2 separate regions of the Homo sapiens genome follow, and region 1 is linked to region 2. The links are chromatin contacts, found by Hi-C in ENCODE. All regions are on one chromosome and are shown on one strand. The core of a region is the stretch at or near the end of the contact, and the rest is flanking DNA. Distances in the headings are between cores, read along the strand shown.

Region 1 (4,099 bases), core at 720-3,219, 1.1 Mb before region 2:
GAGAGGTTGCTGACCCTTGCTAAACAGTGTTGCTTCTCCTGGCCCTCCTGGGTGCGCCTGCCTGGAGAGGACACTGCGTGCTGATCAAACTTATTGTTGACACATTCATTCTCTCTTTTATTCTCTCCCTTCTGATCCCTGGACTGATCTCTAGGAATTTCTGCTCCCTGGGTGCTCAGTCTCAGTGAGCTTCCCTGGTGGCAAGCCCTGATATGCTTCCCTTCCATGGGGCAGTCCTGATAACAACCTATTTTATATTTGCATATAAACCTGGCTGAGGGTCTGTCTTAACTCCAATCCCCCCACCCCCGGGCCCCAACTCCTAGCAGCATTCTAAGACTCCGTCCCTCCCCTAACCTGGGGCTTCAGCACAGCCGCGTCTGTGTCTTTTATCATCTGGGGTCGTCCTCCTACCAGATCTCCCTGCCTGAGGACAGAGGGTCCTGAGTCACGTTCAAGTCAATTTGGCAAGCGTTTTTGGAGCAGGGCAGAAAGTGAAGGGCACTACCCTGTTCCTCGACTTCAAAAATCGAACGCGGGGGAAATGGTGCACAATTCAGGCCCAGTTATAATAGCTCCTAATACCCAATATCTTGTTTTGGTCCTTCGTGAATACCAGGCATCCATCAGCGAACCTTCCATGCCTGATTTCTCCGAATATTCAAAACAACCCTGGGAGGATGAGCCCCATTTTGGAGATGAAGGAGCTGAGGCACGAGGTTTTAATGCGGGCATGTGGTCGCCAGAATTTGAATAGCAACTTCCCTAAGGAAACGCCCTATTTAGACTCTAGGGGAGAGGAGGATCCCAGGAGGAGTCCGCCAGCAGAAGCTCAGAGTCTGGCCTGGGGGCATTTAGTTATGCCACGCCCTTTCTCTACTGTTCCCTCCCGCGACAGGGGCCTGACAGGGAGTGGGGCTTCGGGCCAGCGTCTCGGCCGGACGCAGGGACTTCAGAAGAGGCAAATACAAAGCTCCGCATGGCAGAGGAACAGAGGGGCGCGGGGGAACGCGGTCCAAAGGTGGACCTTGTCGGCCCCTGGGCACTGCAAGCCTCGAGGCGCTGCGAGCGGTGAGGCTGTTGCAAGCTCCCGCGGCGCGCGCAAACTGCGTGGAACTACTTCCCCGGGGCGGCTTCGGGGCCGGGGTCCCGGCAACAGCCTCACGGGGCGCCGTGCGGGGCCCGAAGCCAGTTGCCAGCTCCCGGGCGCGGCCACGTGCGCCCCGCCGGGCTTGCACGCTCCGCCGCGCCGGGCCGCGGGGCCACCGACAGGCACGCGCGCCCCCAGCGCGCACACACTCCCGGGCACGCACACCGACCGCCCGGCCCACGTCCGCCACGCCCCGCCTTCCCCCGCGCCCCGCCTCCGCCCTCGCGGCGCCGGCCGCCGCCCTCCCATTGGCCGCACGGCGCGTGACGCGCGGCGCCAGGCCCCGCCCCTCGTCAGTCACTCGGCGGAGGCGGCGCTGGCGGGGACTAGTCTCGTCCGGAGACTGTGATGGATTTAACCAGGTGGGGAGGGAGGGAGGGCGCGAGCTTGGGAGTGGAGAGGGAAGGAGCCGGCCCACTCCCCGTCGCCGGCCTCGGGCTGCCCCTGCGCGCCCCCTCCAGATCCGGCCCGCGGCTCCCCTCCCGGCCCCCCCAGCCCCACGCTCAAGTCCACAAGTCCGCCCGCTTCCTGCGCCCGCCGCGGCCCTTCCCGGGGCGCCGCCGCCACCGCCTGGTGTGCGAGGCTATCCGGCCCGGGCCCGGGGCTTGCAGGGTGCCAGTGGGGGCGCCCGGTTCCCTTCCTCGCTCTCTCTTCCAGTCCCCGGAAAGGGTGGGTGGGTGGTCTCCCGAGCGAAGTTTCCAGCACTGGATTCCTGCGAAATTACGACGGCTCACCCGCGTCTGTGTTTTGCTGTCTCTCCCCCGTTTTCCTGCTCCCTGCCTCTTCCCTCCCTTTTCCCCCACTCTCCACTCCTCGGAAGGCCAAAAAGACAAGCGAAACCTGCCGCAGACGAAGGGTTTTGGGATTGTAGCGTCTGCACCTTCAGAAACAGTGCTGAAGCCTTTAAATGCAGCATCTGCGATGTGAGGAAAGGCACCTCCACCAGGTACTTGAAGATCTGTGTTACCTTTTGTTAAAGGACTTTTTTTTTTTTTTTTTAAGTGAGAGGGTAGTGAGCCTTACTTTCTGCCCTTTTTCCAACTTGTTGATTACGGCTTTTTTTGTATTTGCGGGTGGGTTGTGTGTGTTTTTGGGTTGAGTGTATTAAGTGTTGGGTGAAAAGCCTTGTGTTCGCTAAATGATTTATGGGAGGGAATTTTTCCAGGTTTTCATTTTATTTCAAACGGACACTGGATTTATTTGACACTTGTGTCTATTGGCTTATTGGTATTGGCTGGGGAAGAGAGGAAGCAGTACTATCGCTATGGATTGTAGGACATAGATGTTTTATATTTTTGCCATGTGTAGAATGGTTTTAATTTGCCTGTCCCGAGTTACTTTTCTCTTGTCTGAGAAATTTAGTGGGGGTAGTAAGGCTGGCTGTGCTTTTCCTGTCTTGAGCTGCAAATGTCTGTTACTTTCTTGCACTTGAAAATAAATGTCGGTATTTGATAAAGTAAGTGCATTTTGTGGGAGACTGAGCTGTCAGTTTTTTTTTTCTTTGACTAGCTTATGTGGGGTGGTGATGGGGGACGATTTTGTAAAATGGTGAAATGAGCAGTGACTGTGGAAGTTTGTGTTTAAAGCTCTGTGATGATGAAAAGAATGTTGAAAGAATTCCTTTTCATTTTGATGAAGGTCGTAAACTGCATGTGATGTTAAAACGAGTTAACTACTTTAGATTTAACATTCATAAATACTTGGATAAAATGTCAAGACTCATGTAGTCTTTTGGTCATCTTTTAATTTATGTCTGAATTTGTTTCATTGGCGTTAGAGTTTGAAGTTAAACTGTTCTTGGTGTCATTTAATGAACAGGCATTGGGTGTGTGTGTGAGACAAGAATGAGTTTTTGGTGGATCCTTTAGAACATTACAGTTGATTGCCAAAAGTCTCATTTTATCAGGTACTTATTTTTGAATTGGTGACATTTCAGTGTGACTGTGTAGTAGTACTTCACAGTTCCAACTGGATATTGTTCTTTGATTAGATGAATATGTCATGTTAAGGTTTCATTGGTTTATTTATACTTGGGATTAAATAGGATTATTGGGCAACCTAAAATAATCTAACTCTGAGATTAATTGGCCTAATTATTGTTTCTGTGAATTGCACTCTTTAAATGATGATACCTTTGAATAAAAATAATCAAAAACTAAAAATATTACTCCATACGTTGTTTTAAGAAATTTTTGTCGGTGTTTTGTATTATCATGGAATATATCTAAAGTAAAAAACACGCATCAGTAGTTTCATAGATTTTGTTTTGCTGTCTAAAATAGGGAATTCCATCAAATGGCATGAAAGTTTTTAGAAATGTATTTGTTATTTAAAGCAGTAGTGATTGTATATTATTTATGAGTAATGTTTTTTACATGTAGAAGCCCTCAGAGGCCAAACCTCTTTATTGTGGTTTTGCTTTGAGTGTTACCGTAGATGGTGTTCAAGTAAATGATTAGGAAACTCCTAAGAACTTGAGAACATTACTGGTGAAGAGAAACGTAAACCAAATTCAAAAGTTTATGTCTGATTTATCGCTGGGAATGATTATCTCATAATGAAGTGCATTTCAGCTTTTAACATGTATTTTAAAAAACCTTACTCATCAATTTTTCGGAAGCACATGGAAGGTGTTGACTTTTAAAAAAGGTATGTATGTATGTTTAAAGTTTTTTCAGAGCCGCAGATGACTGTTGAAACTTAGTTAAAACTACTGAATTATTTACAGTGAAAATATTTTAGAGTCTATTCAGGAACAGGGAAAGGCGTCTACTTTAAGGGTCTTCGAGTAATTTTCTGATGTCATTTAATAGAATTTGAATACAGATTTAACAGGTGTGAGGACTGAAAACTGTGTGCATTCATGACACTCTTAGCTGGCCACAGTTGGTTTCATTTTGGTTATTGTCAATATTTTGGTGTTTTAGATCTATTCAGAAGTCATCGTTG
Region 2 (4,200 bases), core at 1,590-4,089:
GGCCTGATCTTACAGACTTTGGAAACCAGGGTCGCAAGACGCCGAGCTTTATTCTTCTACCTATTACTTTAATGCTAAAAGGGAACTAGGAATCTGTTCAGTCATGAGCCAAATAATAGAATCAGTGAAACAGTCTCCAGATATTAACTAGGGGGAAGTAGATGGTTTTGTCTGGATTATCCAGTTCAATTTTTTTTTTTTTTTTTTTTTTTTTGTGACGGGGTTTCACTCTTGTTGCCCAGGCTGGAGTGCAGTGGCGCGATCTTGGCTCACCGCAACCTCTGCCTCCTGGGTTCAAGCAATTCTCCTGCCTCAGCCTCCCAAGTAGCTGGGATTACAGGCATGCTCCACCACATCCGGTTAATTTTGTATTTTTAGTAGAGACGAGGTTTCTCCATGTTGGTCAGGCTGGTCTCGAACTCCCGACCTCAGGTGATCTGCCCGTCTCGGCCTCCCAAAGTGCTGGGATTACAGGCGTTAGCCACCGCGCCCAGCCTCCAGTTCAATTCTTTCGTTAAGAGCCATAATAGTGAAAGGAGCACTGGAATTGGAGTCCCCAAACAAATCCCAGCAGTTTTGGGACGAGCCATTTAGTTTTTCCAGAGTCATCCATCTGTAAGACTGACACTACCTTTGACACAAGGGTCGGTATAATGATGAAATGGCAGCTACCTGACAAATGCAAAGTCATATACAAAATACAAAGTTGCTATTATTGATGACCCTTCAATTTGATCATCTTATCTATTAAAATGTCTATTTTTAAAACTATAAAAATGCATCTTTGATCCATTGAAGAGACTTTATATCTTACCGGGAGAAACCTAGCAGACAAATTCATGGTGGGTATAGTTACCTTTTTCCCTCATTGGTTCCTAGGCATTGCTTCACACTCACAGATAACCTGTTTGACCTTTTCTTCTAAGGTCTGGGATGTATTTAAGAACAAATGACCACTGCCTATGGAATTCTTTCTTCTAGATTTTTTGTCCAATAGCTGAATTGGATTTGAAATAGGGGAGGCTTAAAAAGGAGAGTTGACTGTTGGTTTTAAAAACGTATCTCTAAAGAGGACTCATCATTGTTCTGAGAAAACAAAAATCCGGGACTTCTAAAAATAACTGCTGATTGCCTTGGAGTTGGGCTGGTGCATATGAACAATTTACATTCTGCTCTTTGGGAGCTGGTGACTCTTCTGGAAATTGGGGCTCTTTTAGTGGACATTGTTGATGCAGGCATAGTTGGCTTTTGTTTCCATGTGCTTCTCAGAAACTCTTGCTCTGCTCCGCAGACATTTGTATGTGTCAAAGAAGTATATGGGGCTGAGTGCAGTGGCTCATGCCTGTAACCCCAACACTTTGGGAGGCCGAGGCTGGAGGATCACTTGAGCCCAGGAGTTCAACACCAGCCTGGGCAACACAGTGAGATCCCATCTCTACAAAAAATTTAAAAAATGAAAAAGAATCAGATGGGATGAGAGAGTCCATAGGTCAGGTTCTCCAAGAGTAGTTTTCAGGAGCCATGTAAGTGGCCCTAGAGATTCTGAACTTTAAAATGTTAAAACTGCTTTGATTTCACAGACACCCTTTCAAAAGATTATCTCAGATTACTGGAAGACTTTCTTGTTAAGTTTAGAGAATTTTGCATTTTGCTTAGAAATCATTTTCAAGTTTTATTAGAACATTTACTAGCAATGGTGCTAATTATTTTAAATATGACCCTGGAAATGGGCTATGTCAGCTTGAAAAGACTATTTTTAACGGAATTTGGTTTTAAAGGCAGGTTTTATAGACATTATAGTAATACCGTTGTTATCTAATTAGCATCCACTGCGTAAATGTACATGATATTAGAGAGGCAAGTATACATAAAATTATAAATTGTGACATTTTATGAGTTTTTTTTTTATTATGAGTCTTCTATAGTCATCATTACTTAACAGTGTGAAATGTGGTCTTAGACATTACATCATGTAAAGACCAGGAGACAAAAAAAAACTGAGGATCAATTTTTGATTATAATAAAGTTTTAGTATGAGGCATTTCTGAATATGTGTCATGAATATGAGTCATGATTTTCACACCAAACCTGACCTATTATGATTATGCTTCAACTTCATGGGGTTTTCAGTATTTAAATTCTAAACCCAATTCTAAGGTTTCAAAATGATTCACATTCAAACCTACTTTTATGTTTTATAATTAAATAAGAAAATATTGCTTATACCTACATTTTTATTATTCTTGGGCATATTATAATTATTTCTTTAATTTCACCAATAAAATAGCCCATTTCTTCATTAGTAAATTATCAGGCTATCTCAATAAAAAAATTAGTTTGAATGTGGCTTGCCATCTCAAAGAGTCATTTCAGTTTGGAATTTTCTCACTTTTTTCATTTGTTCTTTTTGTAAAATGTGAAGATACTTTCTAGGTAAATTAATCCCTTCCAAACGGTAAAATAACTTTCTTCTTGGAAAGAGTTATTACAGTCTTATTCTTTACAATCTTAAATACCACTTAGGTTAGCGTGAACAATACATGAAAAAAATTACACTAGTTAAAAAAAGAATGATTGCGACCTAGGCCAAGTGCATTGCAATTATATGTTCATGGAAAAGTGAGCTTTCTACTGGGAAGAGCACGATATAGATGCCCATGAAATTTCCAAAGTTTAAGTATTTTTGTAAATTAGGTTGTTCCTAGTTAAACAGGTGGCTTTAAAGGCTGGTTTCACTGTTGTTTTAATCATAGTTTAGTTACCATGGAGAAATATGCAAGTTAGCATTTATACACAGAAGTGAAATTTATGCTGCATAGATAATAGCCTAAATTTAGCTTGACTTAAGTTTACCACTTCCTTTTTTTTAAACAAAAAGAATAGTAATATATCACATATATCCATTAACAAGTTAATTTCTTTAAACGCGACTGTTATATTTTTAGAGAATTTCTTTTCTTAAGCCTCAGACACCTCTGTCACTGTGACCTCTTCCAGTGCTGAGTATAATGTAACATATTACATCAGATTTGCTCTAATTGTTTCACCCTTAGGTTTAATAAAACACTTTGCTGAGTTTAAAATCAGTTATGTGGTGAAAAAGTAATGTTTGGACACATTGCATCTAGTTGAGTTTTATAAAGGACTATTATTTTCTACTGAAAATCTTTAGGAAATGTGCCATGCTGATAGGACCAATCTGATATCATAACCCAACGATAATTTTGATTAGATATGTTTTCTAAAGAAAATTCAGAGACAGGTCTATTTCTAATGAACTGTTTTGATCTTAATGCCTTCTTCACTGAGTAATAGATTTTTCACTCTGAATTAAGATGTTCGTCTGTGTGGAATCCAGCATCCGTGAGCTGTCTTTCCTGCTTTACCCTGTACCCCTGAACGAAGGCTAAGTTTTCAAGGACAAATGTAGTAAAAGTGTCCTGATCCAACATGAGGTCCCCCAGCACAGAGAGAGAGCAGCAGATCCCTTTCAACACCAGCTGTTCTCACAGATATAGATTGCTGCAGTGAAATTTTCTTAATATAATTCAGGAAGCTCTAGAGAATTCTCCAAAACAACTGTGCCAACAAGGAAAATGTTGAATTTTTCATCAGCTGCCCAATGCTGAGAGTTAGTGGGCAATCCGTTCATTCATGACCAGATGTTCAGTGTAGTAACGCTCCGCAGTTAACTTGAACCTTGTGGCCTGTTTACCATTGGCTGCAAGGACATTGGCAGCAACCTGGCATTGGAGAATTGAGGCCCGCACAAGCGAAAGACCGAAGTGTGTGTCTGTGGCTTCCTGGTTTTCACCAGCGACCAGACAAGGTAGGGAATGATGAAAGAAAGGAAAGACATCACATCAATCATTTTGGAGGTGGGAGAATTTGCTATATGATTGTGTCTTGGGGGAACAGTAGGCAAATTCTTAAACTCATTTTTATTTGGAAAGAAAGGCAGTCTTTGTTTATTTAGTTAGGCAGATTTTTCAACCTATGTCTAAACCATGAAACTTTTTGTAGTGGGGGCAAGTAGGCATGGGTGGTTAAGACAGTAAGAAAAAGATTTCTAAATTTAAACTGGAGGAAGTCAATAAAATTGACTCTTAATATTGAAACCTGACAAAGTCCAATCTAGAATTGGAAATATGTGATATTTTTGTTTTAGGTGAGTGTTATTATTACAAGTGGAGAATACTT

Evidence for each region. Hi-C counts contacts between places; a loop is a spot of excess contacts on that map. Pooled maps may share reads with other maps.
Region 1: a loop to region 2 is called in a pooled map, with 5 times the contacts of the local background. The contact joins the promoter of RYBP here to the enhancer-like site in region 2. A Hi-C loop is called at or near these places in 2 of 37 single-sample maps with no recorded cell type and 3 of 50 pooled maps.

The regions. Positions count from the first base shown.
Region 1 is chr3:72,444,493-72,448,591 of GRCh38, reverse strand. It overlaps RYBP (RING1 and YY1 binding protein), which reads left to right and starts at 1,969. Exons shown (of 4, transcript NM_012234.7): 1 at 1,969-2,096. The coding sequence starts at 1,969. RefSeq lists silencers at 1,123-1,532, 1,593-1,652.
Region 2 is chr3:71,391,115-71,395,314 of GRCh38, reverse strand. The region is part of intron 3 of FOXP1 (forkhead box P1); the gene reads left to right. Among named protein-coding and RNA genes, the nearest start is that of FOXP1-AS1, 100 kb to the right of the region's middle. RefSeq lists an enhancer at 2,983-3,062. Within about 2 kb of position 2,839, at least 4 of the 41 ENCODE cell types and tissues checked have a DNase peak (open chromatin) inside an H3K27ac peak, as active enhancers do.